5 separate regions of the Mus musculus genome follow, and all the other regions are linked to region 5. Evidence: chromatin loops called from intact Hi-C (ENCODE). Cell type or tissue: left cerebral cortex. All regions are shown on one strand.

What was found. A loop is a pair of places that touch in the nucleus more often than their neighbours do. Peaks named below come from ENCODE experiments on the same cell type or tissue, not always from the same donor. Only the 100,000 strongest peaks of a DNase experiment are listed, where the experiment ranks them.
Region 1: a loop joins it to region 5, with 6 times the contacts of the local background. A loop is called at or near these places in 8 of 42 quality-filtered maps.
Region 2: it touches region 5 in a loop (3-fold over the local background); 6 of 42 quality-filtered maps call a loop at or near these places.
Region 3: it touches region 5 in a loop (2.2-fold over the local background); 5 of 42 quality-filtered maps call a loop at or near these places.
Region 4: it touches region 5 in a loop (8-fold over the local background); 7 of 42 quality-filtered maps call a loop at or near these places.

The regions. Positions count from the first base shown.
Region 1 is chr3:69,123,681-69,128,680 of GRCm38, forward strand. Kpna4 (karyopherin (importin) alpha 4) reads right to left here and starts at 3,412. Exons shown (of 17, transcript NM_008467.4): 1 at 3,052-3,412. The coding sequence starts at 3,120. In left cerebral cortex, a CTCF peak has its summit at 2,266; DNase peaks (open chromatin) are centred at 2,436, 2,944 and 3,454; H3K4me3 peaks cover 3,059 bases; H3K27ac peaks cover 2,009 bases.
Region 2 is chr3:69,719,848-69,724,847 of GRCm38, forward strand. Nmd3 (NMD3 ribosome export adaptor) reads left to right here and starts at 2,208. Exons shown (of 16, transcript NM_133787.2): 1 at 2,208-2,275; 2 at 2,562-2,619; 3 at 4,410-4,544. The coding sequence starts at 2,576. In left cerebral cortex, a CTCF peak has its summit at 2,308 (motif pointing right); DNase peaks (open chromatin) are centred at 2,143, 2,558 and 2,864; H3K4me3 peaks cover 2,374 bases; H3K27ac peaks cover 1,171 bases.
Region 3 is chr3:69,366,658-69,371,657 of GRCm38, forward strand. The region is part of intron 1 of Ppm1l (protein phosphatase 1 (formerly 2C)-like); the gene reads left to right. Among named protein-coding and RNA genes, the nearest start is that of Ppm1l, 52 kb to the left of the region's middle. In left cerebral cortex, a CTCF peak has its summit at 2,908 (motif pointing right); DNase peaks (open chromatin) are centred at 912, 1,416 and 1,994; H3K4me3 peaks cover 839 bases; H3K27ac peaks cover 2,030 bases.
Region 4 is chr3:69,254,132-69,259,131 of GRCm38, forward strand. It overlaps Gm40070 (a long non-coding RNA gene), which reads left to right and starts at 477. Exons shown (of 3, transcript XR_867357.1): 1 at 477-760; 2 at 3,037-3,175. In left cerebral cortex, a CTCF peak has its summit at 3,111 (motif pointing right); a DNase peak (open chromatin) is centred at 3,114.
Region 5 is chr3:69,313,600-69,318,599 of GRCm38, forward strand. It overlaps Ppm1l (protein phosphatase 1 (formerly 2C)-like), which reads left to right and starts at 3,319. Exons shown (of 4, transcript NM_178726.3): 1 at 3,319-4,366. The coding sequence starts at 3,968. In left cerebral cortex, no CTCF peak of the experiment used is centred here; DNase peaks (open chromatin) are centred at 2,926, 3,123, 3,718, 3,946 and 1 more place; H3K4me3 peaks cover 2,973 bases; H3K27ac peaks cover 1,748 bases.

The DNA.
Region 1 (5,000 bases), 190 kb before region 5:
TAGAACTGCCTCCTCCAAAACGTAAATATTAAGACTCAAAAAAAGCAGTATTTTATTATCTGTTACATTTCACATACATTACATATGTAACACAATGCAGTAACTATATCATGTTATATAATGTGTGTGTATATATATAAAATGTATATGCATATATGTATACATACATATTACATACATAACCCAATGCAGTTAGCTATCTGAAGGGGAAGAAAATGTACTAACAGGCTTTGGAAAGATTCAGGCATATAAGTGACAAATAGACTGCCTAGAAGTAATACAAGATGCTTCTGTCTTATTACAAGTACTCATCATCTTTAGAAGCTTTTGTTTTCTTTTGTGGTATTGGGGATCAAACCCAAGGCATCCTACATACTATGATTTACCACTGAACAAGACCCACTTATGTGATCTTGAGTAAGTCACAGAAATAAGATAATTTTTATTTAGTCATGTTATATTTATAGATAGAAAATTAAAATATTCTAATTTCCAATGCACCTACATGAATTCAGTCATTAGTAGTGGCTACAGATATGATCTCAAAATACATCTAATATGCATTTATAGATAATTTAAAATCACCTATCATAGTAGCCAGGTTGATTCAGTATTAATTTATTAGTCTATAGTGGCAAGAAATACAGAGTAAGGGTAAATTACATTTTTGTTTGTTTTTTGTTTTTAAGATAACTTAAAACAGGGTGGTGGCACATGCTTGCAATCCCACAACTAGAGAGAGGGAAGCAGGGATAATGCCAGTAAAAGATAGTGTTCAGGAGGATGAGGGAGAGAGGTTGAGAGTGCAAGGCTCTCCTAGGCTACAAGTACATAATGAGACCTTGTCCAAAAGAAAAGAACAAGAGGGGTGGAAAGGGAGAAAGTAAGTCTGGCAACCCTATAAAAAGTTAGATGCAAAGTTCCAGTATTACCTAGCATTCTAGGTTTGTAGCCAAAAGAAGTAAGACTGTTACACAAGAATGTGTACATAAATGCTTATAGCAATAAGATGTGACCGATAACAAGGGTTAACCATGGTTCTATGAAGATAAACACATAAACACAATGTGCTATAACTATATGCAACAATATTAGTCAGACCTAAGAAAGAAACGTTCTTGTTACAGCATGGATGAATCTTCAAGTCAGGTAGCCACAAAGTATCCTAAAATGTACATTCCATTTACATGAAGCACTCAGAATAGGCAATCAAAACAAACATTGCTTTGGGTTGGAGTAGCTGAGAAAGAGAATCATTGCTAATGACATATATCAGGAGTTCTTCAAAGAGTAGAAAATATTCTAAGATTTGACTTAGGTGCTGATTGTGCAACCATTTAAACACATTACAAACCACTTTATATGGGTGAATTATATAGTATATGAATCACATTTCAAGGAACCTGTTAAAAATTGGTAGCAAAAAAAAATTAGAGATTGTTTGGTTACCTGATGTTTTTCTAAAATTTCTAACTTTGGAGTATTTATCAAATTTATATTCCCTAACTTGTGATTTTTCCCATTCTAGATATTCATATTAGTAAAAATAAATAGGTATTTTTCAACAAGTAAATTTAATGACAACTATGAACTATACATTTAAAAAGTTGGCTTTTGTTACATGTAAATTACTCCAATAAAGAGATTAAATTTGGGAGCTGAAGAAATGGTTCAGTTCTAAGCACTCACATGGCAGCTCCCAGCTGGAAGCAACTCCACTTCCAAAGGATGGGCTCCCTGGCCACAGGGCACACACATGATGCACATACACACACATCCAGACAAAACACCCCTATACACAAATCTAAAAAAAAATTTTTTTTTTTAAATTTCTTCCACTATAAAAAATGATCACAAAGATAAGCATCCTTAACTTTCAAACAATCTCTAAATAGCAACACACACCCTGGGACATACAGTTCTTCTAACGACTGCAATAAGCTAAAAGAGGATAAACTACATTAAAAGACTGACTGGCATTGGGAAAAGTCAACAAAAGTTGCCATCTCTATCCCGAAAATGCTCAAATTCAGGAACCGACCACAGCAGTCTGAAGAAGTTACCAGAACATAAAAGGGGATAAGAAGCTAAAAGCTTGACTTTTTTTTTAAATTCCCTATATTAAAAAAAAAAGTCACAATGGAAAGAAACTGTGTGCTTAATACATCGAACCTTGGAAGCAACTGTGTCTATGACAACGAAGCCTTCTTCCCCCCTTTAAAATAATACGTGATGGTGTCAGTCCATAGCCTACCGGATTCCTCACTGCCACCACCACCAGGAGGTGGAGAGAAAGGATACCGAGAAGACTAGGGGATGACAGCTTTGTATAACCCTTTGGACTTTTCTATGTAAGAATGCAAACTGGTGGTCTCTTCTCAGAGAGGAGTAAAAAGATCTGTGGACAAGCTCAAATAAGGCGGTGGAGGCAGGTGATCTTTTGACTGGAAAGGGACACATCGTGAGCCACATCTTTGAATCAGCTAGGACCAAACTGAAACCCAGGCCGCTGGAAGGCACTGCTTAGCATCACCAGGACCGCCTCTCGCGGCGGGGGTGGCTTTTTTTTCTTTCTTTCTTTCTTTCTTTCTTTCTTTTTCTCCAGCGGAGAAGTTGACTCCTGTAGTTTGGACATTGAAGTAAAACCAGAGTCGGGGCGATTAGGAAAACCTGCATGTGGAGGCGTCTCGGGCCCGGAGAAGTTCCGAGGTCGCCGCTCGCTCCCCCATCGCCCTCCACCCGCGACGCTTGGCGTCGGGGGCTCGAGCAGAGCCTGAGCTTCCGCCGCTGCGGGGCCTCCGCCGCGGCTGATATGCCCGCCGCCCTCACCCGTGTCTGGCCGGCTCGACAGGACAGGCCTAGGCCGCACCCGGCGGGCCCCGGCGCTGTCGCCGGCGGAGGCGGAGCAGGCCCGGCACAAACTTCCCGGCGCGGCGCCCGCGTCACGGCCGCTCGCCCGCCCGCCCAGCGCCATGCCGGCCGCCGCGCCCGCCCGACTCCGTACGCACCCCGCGTCCCGCCGGGGGCCGGAGGCCGCGGACCCCACTGTACCTCCAAGTCACGGCCTTTGTTCTTAAAATTCTTGAGCCGTTGGTTGTCCAATTTCTCGTTGTCCGCCATGGCCGGGCCGGCGACTCTCCCCACCCGCCCGGGCCCCGCGGGATCCGCCCCAACCACCGCGCCGCACAGACGCTCCCAGGAAGCCGGCCGCCGCCTGCGTCGCCCGCCCGTCCGCTCGCTTCCTCTCGCCCGCCGGGCCTCCGCTTCCTGGCTGGCCTCTCCTGCCCTGAGCTCGGGTACCACAGCAGCTCTGGCGAAGACGACTGCGGGGCCAGCGGCGGCGGCGGCAACGGCGGCGGAATGTGCTGCCGGCTGAGAGGGGGAGGCAGCCTCGATCTGAGGGCCCGGCTTTACGGCCACGCCCATCGCCGCCAACCCGGTCCGCCGATTGGCCGGCCGGGCTCCGGAGTGCTTAGCCAATCAAAAGGGACGATGGAGAGCGGGGGACGGAAGAGCGAAAGGAAAGGGGAAGGGAGAGTCTGGGGCAGGAAAGGGACGGGGCGCAGGAGCTTGGGAGGGGAGGGGTCACGCGCGGAGGGAGAAACCCGAGGCAGCCGAAGAGCAGCAGATCCGGGAGCGGGCGGGGATGGGCAGGGTGTAGTGGTCCTGGTTATGGTGGGATGATTCCCGGGGTGGCTTTAGATGTTGGGGTTCTGAACTTCGTTCTTTTCTCCCCCGGTGTTACTTGAGCGCTTCATTCACTTTGGAAGGCAAAGAGGTGTGTCTAAGCTACATGTGAAGTCCTAAACCCTGAGTCCTGTTCTGGGAACTGCGAACCAACCTAGGACCCGGCATCGTGGCTAGGACTGACTACGGTGATGTGCATTCTGAAAACTGAAGGGAAAGCTAGAGGGACCCGGTAGGAAAAGGAAGGTAGAAGGTTCGCAACAGGTAGAAACTTGAGAAAAATTGGTCCTTCCCTAATACCCCCATTTTGAGCAGTTTCTCTTGGGAAATTAAACTGCTTGATCACAAAGTATTAATTTATAGAGAATGACGACTATGAGCCATGACATAGCAAATGCAACATTGTGACTCTTGATAAAGGAAGTTAATCCCAAAGAAACCTCTTAACCAGGAACATTGTAACCAAAGGCGGATGTAAAACAGGTACAAAAGAGCCTCTCAAATTTTTCAGAATCGCTCCGGGCCGGTGACTCGGTTTGTAATCGTAGCTACTGGGCAAGAGGAGGAGCTGTTAAAGTAGCCCAAGAGCAAGGCCAGCCAGAGCAAGAGTCCAAAGCCACTTCGAGCAGTTTAGTGACACTTCCCCTCTTCTCTTGCGGGTTCATCTCAAGATAAATTAATAATAATAATAATAATAATAATAATAATAATAATAGAAATACAACTCATTGGAAGAAGCTAATTATGCTGGAGGCCCTAGGCTCAGAAAAGAGAGTGAGGACATGTTTTCAAAACTATATTTAAGCTGAGCATAGTGATCCACACGTTAAATCTAGCAAAGGCAGGTGGAGATGAGTTTGAGGCCAGCTGAGCTACATCATAATACCCTGTCTAAAAACAAACAAATGTGTGTGTTCATTTATCAATTATTAGTTCCCCAAATTGTGTGGTTTTTGTGAAGCAGTGGCAGTTCAGAGTCAGAAGGAAGAGGAAAGCTAAATGTGTCTGAACTTGGCAAAAAACTCTATTACAAAACCCTTTGGGAACATTTGGCTTCTGGTTCTTTCTGGTATATTTTGTTTGGGCAGAACCACATGCAGAAATGAATGTTTAGGATGCGAATATTTTATAAACCCCTTATATAAAGTCAAAGGAGGATGCTTTTGTAAGGTATAATACAAAGACAATGGGTTCAACAAGATAAAGGATTGAGTTCTTTTGGGAATGGGGGATAAAGAGAACTGCAGGATAGGAGCCTCTTGAAGATAACTTATAATGGAATGGTGGGAACAACCCTTTAGATACAAAGTAAT
Region 2 (5,000 bases), 410 kb after region 5:
ACTATCTTTTTTTGTTTTTTTTTTTTTGTTTGTTTGTTTTGGTTTTGTTAGATATGGTTTCTCTGTGTAGCCTTGGCTGTCCTGGAACTCACTCTGTAGACCAGGCTGGCCTCGAACTCAGAAATCCACCTGCCCCTGCCTCCCAAGTGCTGGGATTAAAGGCGTGCACCACCACCGCCTGGCTGATTATAGAACTATCTTAATTCTGTGTCTTTCTGCACCTTTGGTGCAAGCAGAGCCTGTAGGCACCAAGGTATGAAGTTACCACAGCAAGAATTACTCACAGCTCACAGCTCTGATCCTCTTCATTGTTCCCAGACACTTACCTCCAAGACTACAGGAGTGTGGCGAGGAGGAGAATGAGGTGGAATGGAAAGACTATTAGTAATATTTTCTTCAAACCCCTCCCCTATTCAAATGAATAGGTTCTTGGGTCCTTCATATTTGTTCATTTATGAATAATAAATAACTGCCCCTTAGCTATAACTTTCAAATATGAACTTCATGCCCAATCCAAAAAGGAAATCCTCCCACTTCTATTTGATAAGATGAATTCAAATTTAAACCCTCTTCATTGGGGAACAAAGACCCTCTACTGTCATAGGGTCCTGGAGTCCAATTAGAGTCATTAGCCTAAATTGGAATAGTGTGATCCTCTAGATATGCCACTTGGCTAAAGGCAGGCTTAGTAAGAAAAATTCTTTGCCTCATTTACCTGAATAGTGCCGACGGTTAATATGAGTGCAGGAGCCCACAGAAGATAGAGGCATCCCCCTGGAGTTGAAGTTATAAGCCATTCAAAGATGATAATACGGATGCTGGGTACTGAACTCTAGTGTTTTGCAAGAATAATAGTATGGACTACTGAGCCATCTCTTCAGACCACTTTCCCCTCTTTATGCAGGTGCTGGGTATCCAACTCAGATCCTCGAGCCTGCATGGCAAGCACCTTACTGACTCAGCCATCTCCCCAGCCTCCAACGCTAAGGCTTCTATTGGAGTTCTTAGGACTCTCATGTATAGAATCATAGCATCTGCAAATAAGAATATTTTGGTTTCTCCCTTTCTTATTTGTATTCCCTTTATTATTTCCCTTGTCTTACAGCCCTAGCTAAAAACTTCCAACACTCTATTAAAAGTGGAGAACATAAACACCCTTGTCTGTTTTAGTAGAAATTAGGCATATCTTTAAAAAACAAGTAACTAAAGTTTATACTGTAGTTACATTTCCATGTTCATTATAAATGTCTTATAAAACACAGATGATTGTGTGGAGCTGGAAAGGTGGTGGCTCAGCAGTTAAGAACATCTGCTACTCTCTCCCAGGACCAGAAGAGCTTGGTTCTCAGCCTCTGTGTTGGGCAGTTTCAAACCACCTGTAACTCCAGCTCCGGGGCGTCTGACACCTCTTCGGACCTTAGAAATGCTAGGGTCTTCCTTTTGACATCAGTTTCGGTTACAGTTGCGGATTTACCTGTTTTCATCTATTTTGTGGATCCACTTCTGAGAAAAATATGTTTCAGATGATTTCTTTAAGAATAATACTTTTCTTTAATGAAAAACATTTTATATTTTCTGCTTACTATTAAAAGTACAGTGTTTGCAATATAATAGAGAGTTTTCAGTTTTTCTTTCTTTTCTTTTTCTTTTTGCATCAACTGTTTAGTAAACAGCGATTCGATACTCTTAAGTTGTCCATGGTGATATTTACAGTGGCCATGTTTCTTTAGAAAGATCCATGTATTTTATGTATTTGAGTGTTTGGCCCGCATGAATATATATGCACCAAGTTTGTGGTTGGTGGCCTCAGAGTTAAGAGGGCGGCAGATCCTCTCCAAATGGAACTCTAGACGTCAGTGAGCCCACCCTGTGAGTGCTGGGAATTGAACCCAGGTCCTTTGTAAGAACAACTGCTTTTAACTGCTGAGCCCTCTCCCCAGGAGCTGAGAAGTGCATTTTAAAGATACGGGGGCGGGTGGAACGGTGAGCCTATCACAGACACCAAACTGTTGTAATCACTGTCCCGAGCCTGCTCAGCTCGCCCGGTCTCCCGTATCCCCACCCACTCACTCCATAGGCCCCGCCCCTTGCTACACGTGTATTCTTTGACCCCGCCCACCCGTCCCCTTCTCCCGCACCCTTCAGCACGCGGGATTTCCGGTTCTCCTATCGCGAGATCTTCGTAGGTGTGTAGCGCGGCTGAGGTAGCCGGTAGTGCGTCCTGGCCGGCGGGTTGCCCGCTGTGGGTGTATTTCGCCCTGTCACGGAGCTGCTGGTAGGTTCTGGGTGGGAGACCCGGCTCCTGCGCCAACAGCGGCCAGACGAGGGAGCGAGCCGGGCCCTGTACCCGGGCTGCGAGCGGCCCGCACGGGCGCCGGGGCGTGGGTGTGGGGCCGAGGCCGGCCGCATGCGGAGCCGCGGCGCGGAGGAGGGCGGAAGGGCCGTGCTGGGCGGCGGCTCGCGACCCCCGGGCTTGTGTGCCGCACGCATGGCTGTCCCCGAACTCAGGAGACTCGACCTGATGGATCCAAGTCTCACCGGTCCTTCCCTCCCCTTGATAGGTCGCGCGCGAACCATGGAGTACATGGCAGAGTCCATTGAGCACAGCCCGGGACACATGTGAGTTGCGAGCCCGCCCTGATCGATCCCTTGGCGTCTGCAGATCGTAAAATACCGAGAAAACGGTTAACGCTAGCAGGAGAGGTCCTTTTCTCGGTGGGAGAAAACGGTTGGGTCTTGATCGCATAGGAAGTCTACCCCATTTTAAGTCCGGTGTAGAAAAAAATGAGTGCTTTGAGAAGACGTCCTCCTAGAGGGGCACGAGTGGACGTGTACGGTTGTCACCCGGCTCCTCTGTCGTGCTAGCCACATGGTATGCGGTGCTCACGTGCAGCTAGTGGCCACCACTGGAAGATTATCTTAGTTTTCTTTGGGCAGCCGTGGGCCACGGTGGCGGAGGTTCACAGACTTTTTCTGCTGTTTCGTTGAAATCTTACTTTCGATGGAGCCAGTCCTGTTAGATTGGCCCTGGAATTCACTCTGTAGCCACGGCTGACCTTGAGAGCCTTGTCCCTTCAGCCTTAGCCTCCCAAGTGCTGCGATTATGTCAGGCCTGCTTCACAAAATTTTTCTGCCTCCAGTACACTATAGAGTTATACTCCTGTAGCTTAGAGCATCGGTAGGCATAGGTGCTCTTCTTGTCCTGTATTTTTGTCTATTTCTCCTTTTAAAAATTACTTTGTAACATAAAATACAGGGTTTCATTATATTTTCATGTATATAGGAGGGTCCGCATATTTAACATTGTACAGCGTTCATATTTACCCTACCATTGATCTTCCTTAACCCTCCTACCCCCTCACAGGTCCCTTTCCTTTCCTTAATAATCTCCTTTCTGTTTTCATGGAATACGTACATTTTCCTTTACTGTTCATTGTGGGTCCCTGTAAAGGGGGCCTGTTCGCATCTACGCATTGTAGATGCTCAGAACAAAGGGGGCACCCACTAGCCGAGTCAGATGCAAGAGAAACGAGAAACGGATCTTACATATATTGTTTGTTTCTCTTTGTTGTTTATTTTTGCTTTTGAGACAGTCTTACCATGTTAAGTCCTGCTTACCAGGAACTCATAGAGAGATCTGTCTGCCTCTGCCTCTGCCTCGCAAGTGCTGGGTAAAGGTCTGCACCATCACACTTGGCTGTCTTTTGTTTATATTGTTGAATTTATGTGCACATTAGTGTTTGCTATTGTTGTTAGACTATTTGCATTGCTAATTTCTTTTTTTCTTAGTTTTCCAATTTTAAAGAAGAGATGAGGGACTAGGACATTTCTATCATTGCATGAAGTTCATTAGCATGACAAAGTCGCACAGTGCCCTCTTTAAGCATTTTCAGAATTATGGCCCTTTGATTTTTGCCGATGTTTCAGGATTCTTCTTCACTCTGTCTTTAAGATTGCCTTTTTCCCCTCTTCGAGACAGACTCTCATGAAGCTCTGGCTGGCGTGAGACTCACAGATCTGTGTGCCCTGCTTCCTGGTTGTTAAGACGAAAAAGATTTCCCCCCACACCCCACTTGTCTTTTAAAAACAAATCAACTTATTTTATTCGTGAGTGTATGTGTGTGTGCTAAGTGCATGTAAGAGGCCATGGACATCAGAAGAGTGGTAGACTCTCCTGGAACTAGAGTTACAGATGGTTGTGAGCTGCCTCTTGTGTGCTGAAAATTGACCCCAGTTTGCTATAAGAGCTGGAAGCACTTTGACCCATTAAGTGTCTCCTCCCCCACTTTAAACAGTAGAATCTTGAAGGCTTTGGCTTGGTAGGGGTTTTTTGTTTGTTTGTTTTGTTTTGTTTTTGACTAGTAAATGTATAAAATCTAATTGGAAAAAATCTGCTTTATTTTCTCAAGCTTGTGCTGTGAATGTGGTGTCCCAATTAGTCCAAATCCTGCCAATATTTGTGTGGCCTGTTTACGAAGTAAAGTTGACATCAGCCAAGGTGTTCCAAAGCAGGTCTCCATTTCTTTCTGCAAACAGTGTCAGAGGTACAGTACATTACTACTTGTTTAGCTTCCTTAAGTTGGTCTTCATACAGAGAGCCACTGTGTTATGCTGAGATTACTCTGAAGTATACGGAATGAAACGTGCTGTTGAGTGTTAATTTTTACCTAGTTGATGTTACCAAGGATATAATAATTTGCAGTTTTATGCTGTGCTTTCTACTGTCCTACTAATCTGGTAAGGATAGAAAAAATATTTGTATAAAAGTGAGATACTGAATCTGACAGTAGAAGACGCCTTCTGAGAGCTGATGCATTCTTTCTTCAGTTTCGTTCCTTTAGTTGTTGGCTACATCTGTTTACATCTATCCATATGTCTAGTGAGAGACTTAAACCTTGTCAGTGAATATAAAAATTATATGCCTGTGACTTCCCAGATAGGTTTAGCATTTGCTTTGTGTATGTGGAAATTGTCTGTGGACCTCTGTAAGAATTCAAAAT
Region 3 (5,000 bases), 53 kb after region 5:
AACCACGGAGCAGCAACAGACTTGTAGCTTTAAAGAAATTATTTAACAGCAGTTGTCTTGGCGGTTCCTTTGTTTATGAACTAAGATAGATGCAATTTTCGCATTGTTCTACAAATATAGAAAGAATACTCTGCATCCTGTCATAAATCCAGGGCAAACTAAGCTATTGATTTAGCTTCACAGGTCTGGGGAGCACGCCTCGACCACTCGCCTGCCTGCACCCGTATAATCGCAAACAAGGGACCCGGGGCAGCAGCGTCCTTATAGACAAATGGGAAAAAGGAGGTTTTTAAGGGCATTAGATTAGTATTATTTTTCTAAACCAACTAGGAAGATGTTTTAGCTTGCATAGATCACAAAAGTAAAGTAAAGGAGCCATTCCGAAGGAAGACACGGGGCTGCGATGATAGCTCAGTAGAGGAGCCCGTGCTGGCTTGTCCCACGTGCACGGACGGGGCTCCGAGTTAGATCCCCAGCACCACAAAACAAAAAAGCAGAATAAAACAAGAAAAGCCACAAAACAAAACAGTAGCCCACAGCAGATGCTGTTGGACAGAGCTCAACCTTCTGCCTCCAAGGGCTGCCTCTTTCCTCCCTGCCTAGACTTCATCTCCTGGGCTCCCCTCTGGAGGGGCTGTGTAGCTGGGCAGCTGGGTCCTGCACAGTGGGTTCTGCACAGACCACGCACACAGGCACAGTGGACTAGCTTCAGCTTCAGCGAAACAGGAGGAGGATGCAGCAGAACGAAGGCTCCGTCTAGGACCTAACCCAGCAGCAGCCCGAGTCCTCTTCACAGTCATGGTACTTAGCTCTAGGATCTGACTCAGATGCTTGTCCGTGACCGTCTTCCATTTCAGCAGAATGTTCGTCAAGTATAACTTTTTTTTTTTTTTCCGGAGCCTATATTTTCTGCTGGCAAATATGACTGGGAAATGCTTGCACATTGCAGCTAACTTTCAGAGCCCCGGGCCCTCACTGGCATGTTAAAGGCTGTGGGAAACCTGTTTCATCCAGGGCTAAAACATTTTTGCTCAGTGGATACTCTTGCAGGGTATAACTGTTCTTATGGGCTCGAAATATCTGGCATCCCACAGGGAGAAATTCTTCCCAGAAGCCCGAGCAGAGCTCAAGAGAAGGGGAGAGGTGGAGAAATGAAGAGAAAGTTATCATTTGCTAAAACAAACCGAGCGTTTGACCTGTTGCCTAGGGCAGGGCTCTGAATAAGGGCACTCTGTCGATTCCGTGGATAGAGACCAGGATGAGAATGCTGAGTCATTTTCCCCAGGCTCAGATGCCTCAAACCAAAAGGATAAGACATCTTACTGAAATACGTACCATTCAGGTAACCAAGATCATTTTCCCCACATCCCTTCTCTGCTTTCTGTGTTCTCACAAAAATACGCTGTCGGAATATAAAGCCTCTGCTTTGCATAGAGCTCCCCGTTTCGCTTCAGTCAAGGAAGAGATGGAATTGTTCTGTAACACCTAGATTTCCATTAAACAACTCTGCTTTCTTGCTTGGCAGCTCAGATTGGTCTGTGCTGTAAGCCTCTCCTGCCTTTGCTGTCCCAGTTCTGGGGTCTTTTGTTTTAAGACTCAGGAATCTTGGGCGATGGGAGATGGGTCGTGTGCAGACGTGAGCGTGTCAGTGACCAGCAGCGATTTTGATGGTGGCTGTTAAGGTGAGGTCTTTGTGACAAGGGTGAGGATTATTTACTACACCCTGTTTTTCTTTGGGGAGAGAAAAAAAAAATCATGTAATGAAATGTGAAAGAAAACTCATTTTCTTTTGAAGACATAAATATAGCCTGAGAAAATATAGTTAAAATGTGAGACTTGAAGTCACGGAATCTAATTTTTTTTTTAGACCGACTAAATTCAGGCTGTGTAGTGATGGGATATTTTTGGTTTGAGTTAAAAATGTCCCCAAATTCTTTAATTTTATATCAAGGGTAGAGTTCTTTCCTGTCTAGAGGAAAACCCAAGCCCCCCAATTCGAGCTTGGGATAAGAGAGGTGGGGCTGGGAGCATCACAGGTGATGTCATGGCTCTGTATTGCTGCATCAGTGGGCAGCAGGAAGGCAGCTTTGTCCATTCATGAGGCCCTGTTATCCGATCTGAGAGCTGCCTTGGCCTTTCTTTTGACCTTATTTTGCCCTTACAGTGAGGACCTTGGCTACGTAGTTATTCCACAGCTAGTTCTCCTTCCTTTTTCTCTCCATTCTATTATGTCCGAGTCTTTTAAAATTAATAATATTAGATTAGAATAGCTATCAGCAAAATCAGCATAGCTACTAGTGATTATAAGTTCTTGTTGGTGATATTGGCATAGAGTACAATGTAGAATGACCGTAATCTGATAGAAAAATGGCGACAGGCTTATTGTAAGAGAAAGAATTTAAATGTATATCTCTATCTATCTATCTATCTATCTATCTATCTATCTATCTATCTATGTATATATATGTATACACACATACATACATATGTATATGATGAGTTTTGGGTTCTTATCTCTTGATCTCATAATTACTTGAATACTTTAAGACAACTGTGTTATCACTGATGGGAGAAGCTTTTAAGGGGAGTTGGATGTGATTGAGGCTCGTTGGTTTATGGAAATTCTCTTGTGGATATATTTTGATGGAAGAGATAGTGACCAGTGAGTATCTTTTCTTGATGGAAGCCTGGAGTAGATGGTAGAAACAGAGACAGAAGTGGAGACCCAAGAATGAATTGCGGAGCTGTTAATACATTACATAGAGTGTAGTTACCCATTACTATAATATGTAGACCTGCAGTTAGCAGATGGAAAGAAAGGGCTTTAAAGAATTTTTAAAAAAATTTTAATTTTGCTTATGTGATTGGGTGTGTGCATGTGACAGCAGGTGGCTACAGAGGCCAGAAGAGGGCGCTATATCTTCTAGAGCTGTCCTTACAGATAGTTGGCCAAACTTGGGTTCTTTGCAAAATCAGTACATGCTCTTGATTGAAGGAATCATAGTATGGGAAGAGCAGAGACGTAGGTGCCAGGGATTCTCAAAGAGGGGAGAGTCAGCTTTAATAGTGCCAGATGCTCGGAAGATAGCAAAGAGGAGGAAGGACACTGGGTTTGGCAGGATGTATGGACATGTCAAGAGCAGCGTTGGACACGAAGCAAAGGTTTGATTAGAGCAGAGACAGCTGCATCTTAGGAGTTAGTATGGAACATGAAACCATGTAAACTATGAAAAGAACAGTCCCAGGCATGTTTTATGTAAAATTAGCACATCAGTCAGATGGGGCAGTAGACTTGTTTGCAAGCCTCTATGTAGTGTTGAGAAATCCTGGTTAACTGAAATGCCTTCCCTGAGGTATTGAGCTCCTTTTAGCCAACTTTTGTCTTCCCTTCTGTCTTGGTGCCCATTATCAAATATAGTTTCTCCTTGGTGCCCTTTTGAGTGGTTGTTGAGTTCCATTCTACACATTTACAAGATTAACATCACTGGCTACAAACATACTACTTTTGTCTTTCTGTTAGCTCATTTATTTTCCCTTTGAAGGCAGGGTCTCATTCTATGCCTAGTTTGGCCTGGGAATTGTTATGTGGCCCAAGATGGCCTTGTACATGCGTATATGACTTTTGTCCTACCTCAGCCTCTCTGAGATAGCATTATGGGTGTGAGCCCATACCATCACTTTGTCAGGATTTCAGTGAAAGTATAAAATAGTGTCTTCTTATTTGAGATTTCACTTAACTGTTTTCAACTGTGGTTTGAGAAATGTTAAGTGGAAAAATTTCAGAAATAGCAATCTAAAATTTAGAAGTAATTTTATGGTATTTTAATAACAATTCTGTTTTATTATTTCTATAAATTCTCTTCAGTTATTGTCAATCTTTGATCCTAATTTATAAATTAAACTTCTTCATAATTTGTATATTTAGGACAGTATACAGTATACATAGGGTTCATTACTGTACTTGGTTGTAGGCACCTAGATAAAGGTAGGGTTTTAAGCTCTGCGTTAATAATGTGGCAGAGTTCTTCACCAACACTTCACGTGTATTTAGATAAAGGTTGCAAAATAATCTTTGTTTTCTTTCATGCTTTTAACATTAAATGACACACAGCTAGCGAATTTCAGATATCAAGTCTTTATCTTAGATTTACCATAATGGATGAGTCTGACTTTTTTTTCATTTATTTATTTTTTTAATTAGGTATTTTCTTCATTTACATTTCCAATGCTATCCCAAAAGTCCCCCATACCCCTCCCCCCCAACTTTCCTACCCACCCACTCCCACTTCTTGGCCCTGGCGTTCCCTTGTACTGAGGCATATAAAGTTTGCATGACCTATGGGCCTCTCTTTCCAGTGATGGCCGACTAGGCCATCTTCTGATACATATGCCGCTAGAGACACGAGCTCTGGGAGGGTACTGGTTAGTTCATATTGTTGTTCCACCTATAGGGTTGCAGATCCCTTCAGCTCCTTGGGTACTTTCTCTAGCTCCTCCATTGGGGGCCCTGTATTCCATCCCATAGCTGCCTGTGAGCATCCACTTCTGTGTTTGCCAGGCCCCGGCATAGTCTCACAAGAGACAGCCATATCTGGGTCCTTTCAGCAAAATCTTGCTAGTGTATGCAATGGGGTCAGCGTTTGGAGGCTGATTATGGGATGGATCCCCGGGTATGGCAGTCTCTAGATGGTCCATCCTTCGTCTCAGCTCCAAACTTTGAGTCTGTTTTTCTGATAATGGATGTGTCAGTAGTTTTCCTGTTTGTTGCTGTCACTGATGTTGCTGCGAGTGTTTTTGTATTGACTTCTTGAGTATAAATGAAAGAGATATTAGGGATATATTTGTATGGATGAAGTTATCAGCCAGTAATATATGCATACTTTAAGCTTAACTAGCTATCACTAAATTGTTCCCCACATTGATTGAATTAAATTATCATTCCATTACAGTGTATCACAGGTATTGGGCTGAGGTATTGTGTGAGAGGTGACATTGCCAGT
Region 4 (5,000 bases), 59 kb before region 5:
TTATTTATTTTTATCTTATGTGTAAGTATTTCGCCTGCATGTACATTTTACCCGCACTGTATAGACGTCTAGTGCCCACAACGGCCAAAAGGGAACACTGGCTCCCCTGGATCTAGAGTTAGAGACAGCTGCGAGCCACCATATGGGTTGTTTTTGACCCAGACTCAAACTTTTCACAGAGCAAAAGCCATGATCTTTTTCTTTCCTGAATGATAACTTTGGTATTTTTCACAATTTAAAGTTTCTAGTGTGAGAATTGTATCTTCCTGAACTGCATGGCTAAATGAACATATTCTCTCTCTCTCTCTCTCTCTCTCTCTCTCTCTCTCTCTCTCTCTCTCTCTCCTCTCTCCTCTCTCCTCTCCCTCCCTCTGCCCCTCTCCCCCTCCTCTCCCCCTCCCCCTCCTCCTCTCCCCCACTCCCTCCCCCTCTTCGTCTCCCTGTCATTAAATAGAACCTTGAACTTGTGTGGGGAAGGATATTAGAACACAAGGGTTCAGACTGCCGTTTGGTGGGGTTTGGCTTTTACATTTCTTCTAGTTTTAGACCCAGCTTATGGTATTATGAGCACAGCAGACAGCTGCATCTCGACCATGGTACTGTGTTTAGAACAAGACACTGAGCCATCCTTTGGAAGGTGGTTTTTACAATGTGACCCAGCTGCTTAATGGATGATAGCCGAGCTTTGAGGAAAACACTCCATTGCTCCTTCGCTGTGCGGTCCAGACGAGGCATTATGATTCTCTCATCCGTGGCTTAGGTGAGCCTCAGCGATTGTTGGCTGGCTTTCTATCACATGGCTGCTTTTCTCTGAGTGTGAATCATTGTTGGATTTTATCCAGAGAGAGAAAGAAGCCTAACTCCTTCTGTTTGCCATAGCTCACCTTTGTTTTCTGTCCCTGTAAGGAAATCTCTACCTTTTCTTTAAATGTAACTTATTTTTTTCCTTGAGAGATTTTCCATAGCCTAACTCAGGAATGCCTCTTTCCACACTACACTGTCACATAACAACCTGTTTCGTGGATGCACTTGCTCCCCTGCATGTGCTCTGATAGGGCCTCGTGGTGGTGAAGTTGGGTGTCTAGATTCATTAAATATAATCTCTATCTCAAAAAGCTAAAAGAAAGGTTTCTTCTTTTGGTGGTGTTGTTTCTTTTCTTCCTCTCCTCTTCCTCCTCTTCTCCTCCTCCTCCTCCTTTTTCTTCTTCTCTTAACCAGAAAGCAATGGTTAGTAGCCAGGCAGTGTGGCTCATGCTTTTGATCCCAGTACTGGGAGGCAGAAACAGCTGGCGTGGGAGGGGGGAGGGGGGAGGGAGAGAGAGAGAGGGGGAGGGGGAGAGGGAGAGAGGGGGAGAAGGGGAGAGGGGGAGAGGGGGAGAGGGAGAGGTTTGAGGTAATAGATATGCTTAAACTGATATTAAAAATATAATACACTGATAAGTAGAAATATCATATAGTACCCTGACATAGGTACAGTATTATGTTAGATATCAGTTAAAAGTAACCTAGCTTGAGTATGTAAGACATGGTCCTGTCCTTTGTGGGTTCATGCTACCATTCATATCTTCACACGGGTGTCACTCATTTCCTTAGTTATCATGCCATAATTCCCGCATGAATCATTAGTACATGCTGCAGACCTCACACGCTCCATGCATGCTCAACACATGTTCATTTGCTCACTCTTACCCGCGTTCTCGCGACCGGCCAGGAAGAACGCAACAAACTGGAATCTTCTGCGGCAAAAGCTTTATTGCTTACATCTTCAGGAGCCAGAGAGCAAGAGTGCAAGAGAGAGCAAGAAAGCAAGAAAAAGAACAAGAACAAGAAAGCAAGAGCAAGAGAGAGAAAAAGAACAAGAACAAGAAAGCAAGAGTGCAAGAGTGCAAGAGCCAGAGCAAGAGCAAGAGCGAGAAAAAACAAGAGCAAGAAAAAGAACAAGAACAAGAAAGCAAGAGCAAGAGAGAGAAAAAGAACAAGAACAAGAAAGCAAGAGAGAGAATGGCAAAACCCCGTCCCTTTTAAGGAGAATTATCCTCCGCCTAGGACGTATTACTCCCTGATTGGCTGCAGCCCATCGGCCCAGTTGTCATCACGGGAAAGGCAGAACACATGGCGGGAAAACTGCCCCTGCACGTGTGCAGATTATGTTTACCACTTAGAACACAGCTGTCAGCGCCATCTTATAATGGCAAATGTGAGGGCGGCTCCCAACAGCTCACTATTGATGGAATCGTTGAACTCAACCATTCATTATGTGGGCTTCATATGCTCAACAGTTAATTAATTGTTTTCATATCAACCAGAAAAAGAGAAATCAACCTCACAAATAAAGATGCTTCAGATTGGAGCTTGGGGAGATGACTCAGGCGCCTGCTGTGTAAGACAATCGGGTTCAGATTCCCTGCATTCAGACACCTGGATGTACCCGAGGCAAGCAGAGGCAGAGACAAATGGATTCCTGGAGCACAGGGGCAGAGGAGTCTAGATGAATTGATGCTCTTCAGCTTCAGTGATAGACCTAGTCGAAAAAACAATAGATAGATAGATAAAAAGATAGATAGATAGATAGATAGAGAGACAGACAGACAAACAGACAAACAAACAAGTGTTCGGCAGAGAGGACAGAGGCAGTGTGCACTGCATAGCCTTCTAGACACACAGGGAAGAAAGATGTTGGAGAATGCAACCAGACAGGCAAGATGAAGGCCCTCCTGGCCTCCTCTGAGGGGCTGAGGCTAGTCATCACTGCCTGTTCCCTTCTCTTTCCTGCTACTGAGAAAGAATAAGAAAGAGTGAACAGGAAATCTTGTCAGGAAACAATCTCACTAGAAAGCCACACCGTATGGAGTTAGCCTGACTCCTCATGAACCTTTGGGTTACGAACTTCTGTGTAAAGCTCTTGCGTTCCTCTACTAACCCCACCACAGAATGATGCTGTCTTTTGTGGCAATATTCTAACAATGTATTTTGTCTGAATGACTACACTAAGTACTGGAGAACACAGACCTTATCTACCTATCTTGTTTTCTACAGGACAATGATCTGTAGCTAAATCAGAGGATGTGCTAAAGAAGCAACAGGACTTTAAACTTCTTTCACTATTCCACAAGGGGGCAGCAGTTACCGTAGCCTATGTTTCTTATGCCTGGCGTTCAGAGGAACTGCATTAAAGGTCTTATGAATAAAATGTATTCTATTTTTAAAATTATTAAATTAAAAGCAGAACAATGCATTGATGCAAAACAAGAGAAAGTAAACTGAAATTTATTATTACTAATATATATGTATATATGAGTACATATAACATGAATATATACATGTTAGTATATATAAGTATATTAGTATTATTATGTACTAACTAGTATATACTAACATGTTATATACTAATAATATATGCTTATATATAAGTATATCAGTATAAATATAACATCACATACATGCATATGTTGTAGAATATATTATTTAATTAGCATATATTATATATAGTGTGTAGAATATATGTATAACATGTAATATACTATATATTTATGTATTTTATATACACATTTATATATTCTATGTACTATATACTAATTATATTATAATGATATTTATATTTATATATATTATAAATTAGTAATATACAATACATAGGCATGTAGATGTGAAACTCCATATTTTACTTTAGAAAAAATGTTATTAAATTTATGACAAGAATGAAATGTGCTTTCTGTGTAAATGGTCCATGCAAAAATCAGTTATATCTGTCTGATATCTGATTACCCCCAAATCATTGTGTTGAGCTCTTCTTGTACCCTTGACCCGATTTCTTTCTCTTTGTTCACTACCTTTTGAGCCTGAGATCTCACCTACCCCAGGTTAGCCTTGAATTTATGTAGCCAAGGCAGGTCTTGAGTCTCTGATCCTCCCACCTCTACCACCTGAATGCTGGGATTACTGCTATACCTGGCTTCTGGTCCTTCCCTCCCTCCCTTCCTTCCTTCCTTCCTTCCTTCCTTCCTTCCTTCCTTCCTTCCTTCCTTCCTTCCTCCCTTCCTCCCTTCCTTCCTTCCTTCCTTCTTTCCTTCCTCCCTCCCTCCCTCCCTCCCTCCCTCCCTCCCTTCCTTCCTTCCTTCCTTCCTTCCTTCCTCTCTCCCTCTCTCTTTCTCTTTCCCTCTCTTTCTCTCCTCCTTCTATTTTTTTTCGCTGTTTTTTCCCCCTTTATGAAATAGGGGGTCACTACATATAGGCAAGTTTGGAACCATGACTCTTCTTGCTTCATCTTACCAACTAGTGGGATTATAGTATGTGCTATCATGTCCAGCATGGGAGTAGTGTGTGTGTGTGTGTGTTTGTGTGTGTGTGTGTGTGATATAGAGACAGAAACAGGGTGTCCAAGTTAGGGTTACTATTGCTGTGATGAAATACCATGACCAAAGGAACTTAGGGAGGAAAGGGTTTATTTGACTTCCACTTCCACTTGAAGGAAGTCAGAGCAGAAACTTGAACAAGGCAGGAACCTGGAGACAGGAGGGCAGAGCCCATGGGAATGTGCTGCTTACTGGCTTACTATTTGTTTTGGTTTGTTATTTTGGTTTTCTGAAACAGAATTCCCCGTGTAACAGCTCTGGCTATCCTAGAACTCACTTTGTAGACCAGGTTGGCCTCAAACTCAGCGAGCCACATGCCTCTGCCTTCCAAGTGCTGGGGTTAAGGCACGCACCACCACTCCTGGATAGACTGCTTTTTTTTAGAATTCAGAACTAATTGCCCAGGGTTGGCCCCATTTACAATGGGCTGCCCACCTCCGCTTCCCGCCCCTATCAATTATTAGTTAAGAAATGCTCTACAGGTTTGCCTATAGCCCAATCTTATAGAAACATTTTCTCAACTGTGGCTCTCTAGTCTCTGATGACTCTAGCTTGTGTCAAGTTGACATAAATCTAGCCAGCACACAGGATCTCTCTATGTAGTCCTGGCTAGTTTAGAACTCAATATGTAGACAAAGCTGACCTCAA
Region 5 (5,000 bases):
AAGGTCTCACACTAAATTTGGAACTAACCATTTGGCTGGTTTGCAAGTCCCAGGGCTCACCCTGTCTCCAGTGCTCCGATAATGGGATCATAGGTGCATGCCCAGCTTTTGACACTGGTGATTGTGCTGTGGTGATTTGAATGAAAATGGCTCCCATGAACTCACAGAGAGTAGCATCTTGGGTGTGTGGCCCTGTTGGAGTCGGTGTGACCTTGTTGGAGGAACTGTGTCACTGAGGGTAGGCTTTGAGGTTTCAGAAGCCCAAGCCAGGCCCAGTCTCTCTCTCTCTCTCTCTCTCTCTCTCTCTCTCTCTCTCTCTCTCTCTCTCTCTCTCTCTCCTGCCTGTGGTTACTGATGCAGAACTCTCAGCTACCTCTCCAGCACTTTGTCTGCCACCATGCCTTTATGCTCTCTGCCATTTTGACAATGGCCTAAACCTCTGAACTCTAAGCAAGCAAGCCCTGTTAAATTATTTTCTTTCTAAGAGTTGCCATGGTCATGGCGTCTCTTCACAGCAAACACGACGACAGGATCAAAACTCATGTTCTCATGCTTGAGTGGGCTTGAGCAGCAGGTACGTCACCAATAGAGCCATCTTTCCGGTCCTTGCCAAGTAATTGTCACTTTTCTCCTATCTGATAAAAACTTAGGACTGCCATTAGCTTAGTGTTATTACTGAGTTATTTGTACTGTACAGACGAAGTAGTTATACAATATGCATTTTACACCACTTCTTTGTTTCTTGTGAAATTTAGAAAAAAAAATTCACTTAAGCAACAGGGTTTTTAGGTGGAGAACAATTTATTTGTATTTGTGTCAGGTACTGATAGCAGTTTGTCCCAAATCTGTGTCATAAGAATCCATGTGATTTTTGTGGCTGTTGATATTACTGTTAAAAAATGACTAAATGTCATTAGAAAAATATAAAACTATACCAACCATCTCCATGTCACTGGGAGTCAGTAGATGTTAGAGTACTGCGTGATCAGAATTGGGTTCAATTTCTTCTTGGCTATATTGTGATATTCATTGTTTTTGGGCTTTAGCCTTCTCCTATCATAAACACAGATAATAAACATGGCTCTGTCTTCATTAGAAGATTGTTGTATGGGTGGAAACAAATACAGATATCTGTAAACAACTGTGCAGCCAGGTGTGGTAGAACACATCTGCAAAGGCAGAAGATTCTATGGGTTCAGAGAGAGCCCAGTCTACATGTTGAGTTCTAAGACAACTAAGGTTACACAGGAAGATCTTGTCTCCCAAAACCAACAAGACAAAGCAGTTGTAAATCAGAATAAGCAAAAGTGAATTTGGCATTAGCAGAAAGGGCTTTATTATTTTTCCAGCACATTAAACTTACAGTCAATTATAACGAAATGCTTACTTAGGCATTACACATTGTAAGTTACATGGAATTTCTCAACAGAAATAGGGAAATGCCTAGAGGGTCTTCAAAAAATATTTTTGATTTTTACACAGATGAATCACTTGGATGTAAATGTCACAGCATAACATCACAGAATTGAAAGATGTCTAAGTTTACTTCTTAATTCATTGAATCAAGCCATTATAGTAATCATGCTTGCTTAGTTTTGGGGAAACGAATCGCATACCTAGGTGTAGCTTCACTAATCCTAGCATTTGGAGTCCAGGCAGAGGACCTTTGGGCTGGGACTTTTACTACTAGTGACTTCAAGAGAGGTCAGACTTCTGGAATCCTTATCAGTTTATCTACAAACTGTTTGTTGGAGGAGACAAAATTGTATGGACAAAAGTACTAATATACCTCAAATCTGCTAAGTTATTACAGTAAGAAATAATTACAATTGTCCTAACAATACCTAGACATTCTCTCTAGCTACAGTTCTTAGAGGAGTTTTCTTTTATTATCTGATTTTGGAACCTCTTGAATGTTGAATGAAATGACCCATTTTCATATTTTCTCGATCAGGTGGACAATATCGAAAACTATGGCCATAATCATAATTAAAGACATATCCTAGTTTTCAAAAATATACTCTTAACAGTTGCTTATATTCCTTTCCCATCATTCCTACTTATGTTTATATTGTTGGGGTCATATTATTTAAATACTTAAGCATGTTTCTTCTGTTGTTGTTGTTAGGGAAGTCCAGGTTTTTGTAGAAACTTTAGCAGTTACGGAGAATAGACAAAAATCTGGACAAAATGTAAATTGTTTAAAGTTACTTTAGTTGCCAACTGTGAACATTTTGTTATATTTTATTGCAGTAATTATATTTTATATCTTAAGACGGAACTGGGATCAAAAGAAGGCAGAAGTGTTTGGGGGAACACTGGCTGGGAGACTATCAGGATGCCTGACCGTCAGTCCGGTGGGTCAGCACCGTCCTTCGTGGACAGAGGTAGAGAGAAAGAGAAGTTCCTTTTAAAGATTACTTGCTTCATATTCTAGGCGACCAGTCCTTGCCCCAACTTCAAGTTATCCTGCTGAGGTCCACCTTTGCCTACTCAAACTCCTGCCCTCATCTTCGGCAAGGACTGAAGGTGGTTGTCACTTTCAAGGCTCCAGAGGATTTCTAACTTGAACCATAGGCAGAGTAGCTCGCTGAGGGACACTCCAAGCATGTTCCTTATGGATGAGTGGCCACCAGCACAGTCCCAGTCTTCAGAGGCCGGCCCTTCCTGGTCCTCCGGCGTTTGCCATTACACGTCAAGCCTCCGGTTCTGAGATCCCCGGTTCTGCCTTCAGAGAGACATAGCTCTTGCGGTCCGAGTCCAAGTCCTGCCTCTTGGGAGATCCCGGCGGGTCTCTGTGGCAGCTGCCTCGGGTGGCCAAAGTAATCACTCACTTTCGATTTTTGAGACAGGAGAAATGTGTCCCATCTCGCTAGCCCTACGAAAAGTCTGGCGTGGACCGTACCATTGTGTAGCGTGCCGGAGGGGGGGAGGGCTCAGGTACAGCTCCCGGCTCCCCAGCGAGCAGCCGTGCCGCCCAAGAAACCGACGTTCAGTGACCTCACGTCACTATCACATTGTCCCTGGGAGCCGGCCTCCAAGGCAGAATCGACAATCGGCTAGAGCTGGGCGGCTGGATTTGCCGCTCACCCCCCGCGGCTCTCCCCCGACCCGCCTGCTGCCCACGTGCGTCCGCCCCGGCGAGCTCCTTCGGGCCCCCAGCCGGGTGACAGTGTTACGCATCTGGAAGCGCCACTCCCGGGGCGGGGCGGGGCGGGGCGAGCGTGTGCGGGGAGGGGAGGGGCGAGCGCGAGCGGAGCCGGGAGCAGCCGAGCGGAGTCGAGCCGAGCCGAGCCGAGCCGAGCTGAGAGGTGCTGGGGAGAGGCAGGCAGAGCCTGCCGGCGGCTCCGCACCCATCGTGCTGCGTTTCCCAGCTCGGTGTCCCCCTGCCTTTGCCCAGGCACCGGCAAAACTTTTATTGTTTCGGGGACCCCCCCTGGATGTGTGACGAAATCGCAACGCTCCGCTGTCTCGTCCCCCAAGCTCGCCTGCAGCGGCGATCGAGGGAACGTGCAACCCTCGCCGCCGGGCTCTTGCGCCCTGCGCTTCCTCACCTGCCGATCGCTCCCGGGAACCGCGAGGGGGGACCCCTAAAGGGACCGCGCGGGCATCGGCACCCCGAAATCCTCTTCACCGTTGCGGACCGGCTCGGCGCAACTTTAACTTGATTCCTGTCGCCCACCCGGGGCACCCGCGGCGGCCGCCGCCGCCGCCGTCGCTGCGGTCTCACAAAGAGCGCGGGGAGGGAAGGCGGCGCAGGCGGCAGGCACGGGCCTTCGGGCTGCCCAGACAAAAGGGAAACTGCCATCGTTCTGGACGACTGTTCCGAGCGGCCGTGGGTTCGTTCACCCTGTCGGCCCGGGCTGCCTCTCCGCCTTGGTCCCCGCGGGCAGTGCCCGCAGTACTCGGACCCCGCGAGTTGCGGGGCACGCGTCGCTGCTGCTGGTCCGGGCTCTAGGGATAATAAATGATAGAGGATACAATGACTTTGCTGTCTCTGCTGGGTCGCATCATGCGCTACTTCTTACTGAGACCCGAGACGCTTTTCCTGCTGTGCATCAGCTTGGCTCTCTGGAGTTACTTCTTCCACACGGACGAAGTGAAGACCATCGTTAAGTCTAGCCGGGACGCGGTGAAGATGGTGAAGGGCAAGGTGGCCGAGATTATGCAGAACGATCGTCTTGGAGGACTTGATGTGCTGGAGGCCGAGTTTTCCAAGACCTGGGAATTCAAGAGCCATAATGTGGCGGTGTACTCCATCCAGGGCCGGAGAGACCACATGGAAGATCGCTTCGAAGTTCTCACCGATCTAGCCAACAAGACGCACCCGTCCATCTTCGGAATCTTTGATGGGCACGGCGGCGAGGTAGGAGTTCTCTGGGTCTATGTGTGTGTAAATAACCGGGCGTCTCGTGCTTGGCGGGGTCGGATCGGGGTGAGAGGGGCGTGGTAATGACCTGGTGATGACAAGGTGAGTCAAGTTCCCAAGACCCTGCCAAGGAGATCTTGGGTATGAGAGCGTTCACTTTAGCTGAGAGACACGAGAGACACTGGATATTCCGTGCCATTTTAATATAAAGTTCCCAAGGTCAGAAGCCAGTTAATAACTGCTAGTTTTCTGGGAAGAATGAATAGTATATGCAGTGAACTTTGTCACCAGGCCTCAGTGTCCCGGTTCTAGAGTTTGAGGCAGTTAAGGAACGTCGTGTCTTTCGTGTACCCCTAAAAGAAGAAGCCTGCACCAGTTGGATAGACTGGGTGAAGGTGAAGGAAGCTCCGACTTCTATTCGCTTCGCGCTAGGGAAGGACTCCCAGCTGCAACGCTTCGCTTCTTCCCAACTCTGCCAACTTTGCTAGAGCCATAGGACGTGGGACAGGGTGCCTCGCTGGTGGTGGGTTTTGGCTGCCTGGCCTTTGCAGAGGTGGCAGTGCGCTCAGAGCCGGCGTTAGGCACACCTGACCTCTATGCAGTGGCCAGCTTGGGGATGCTGATGTCCTCT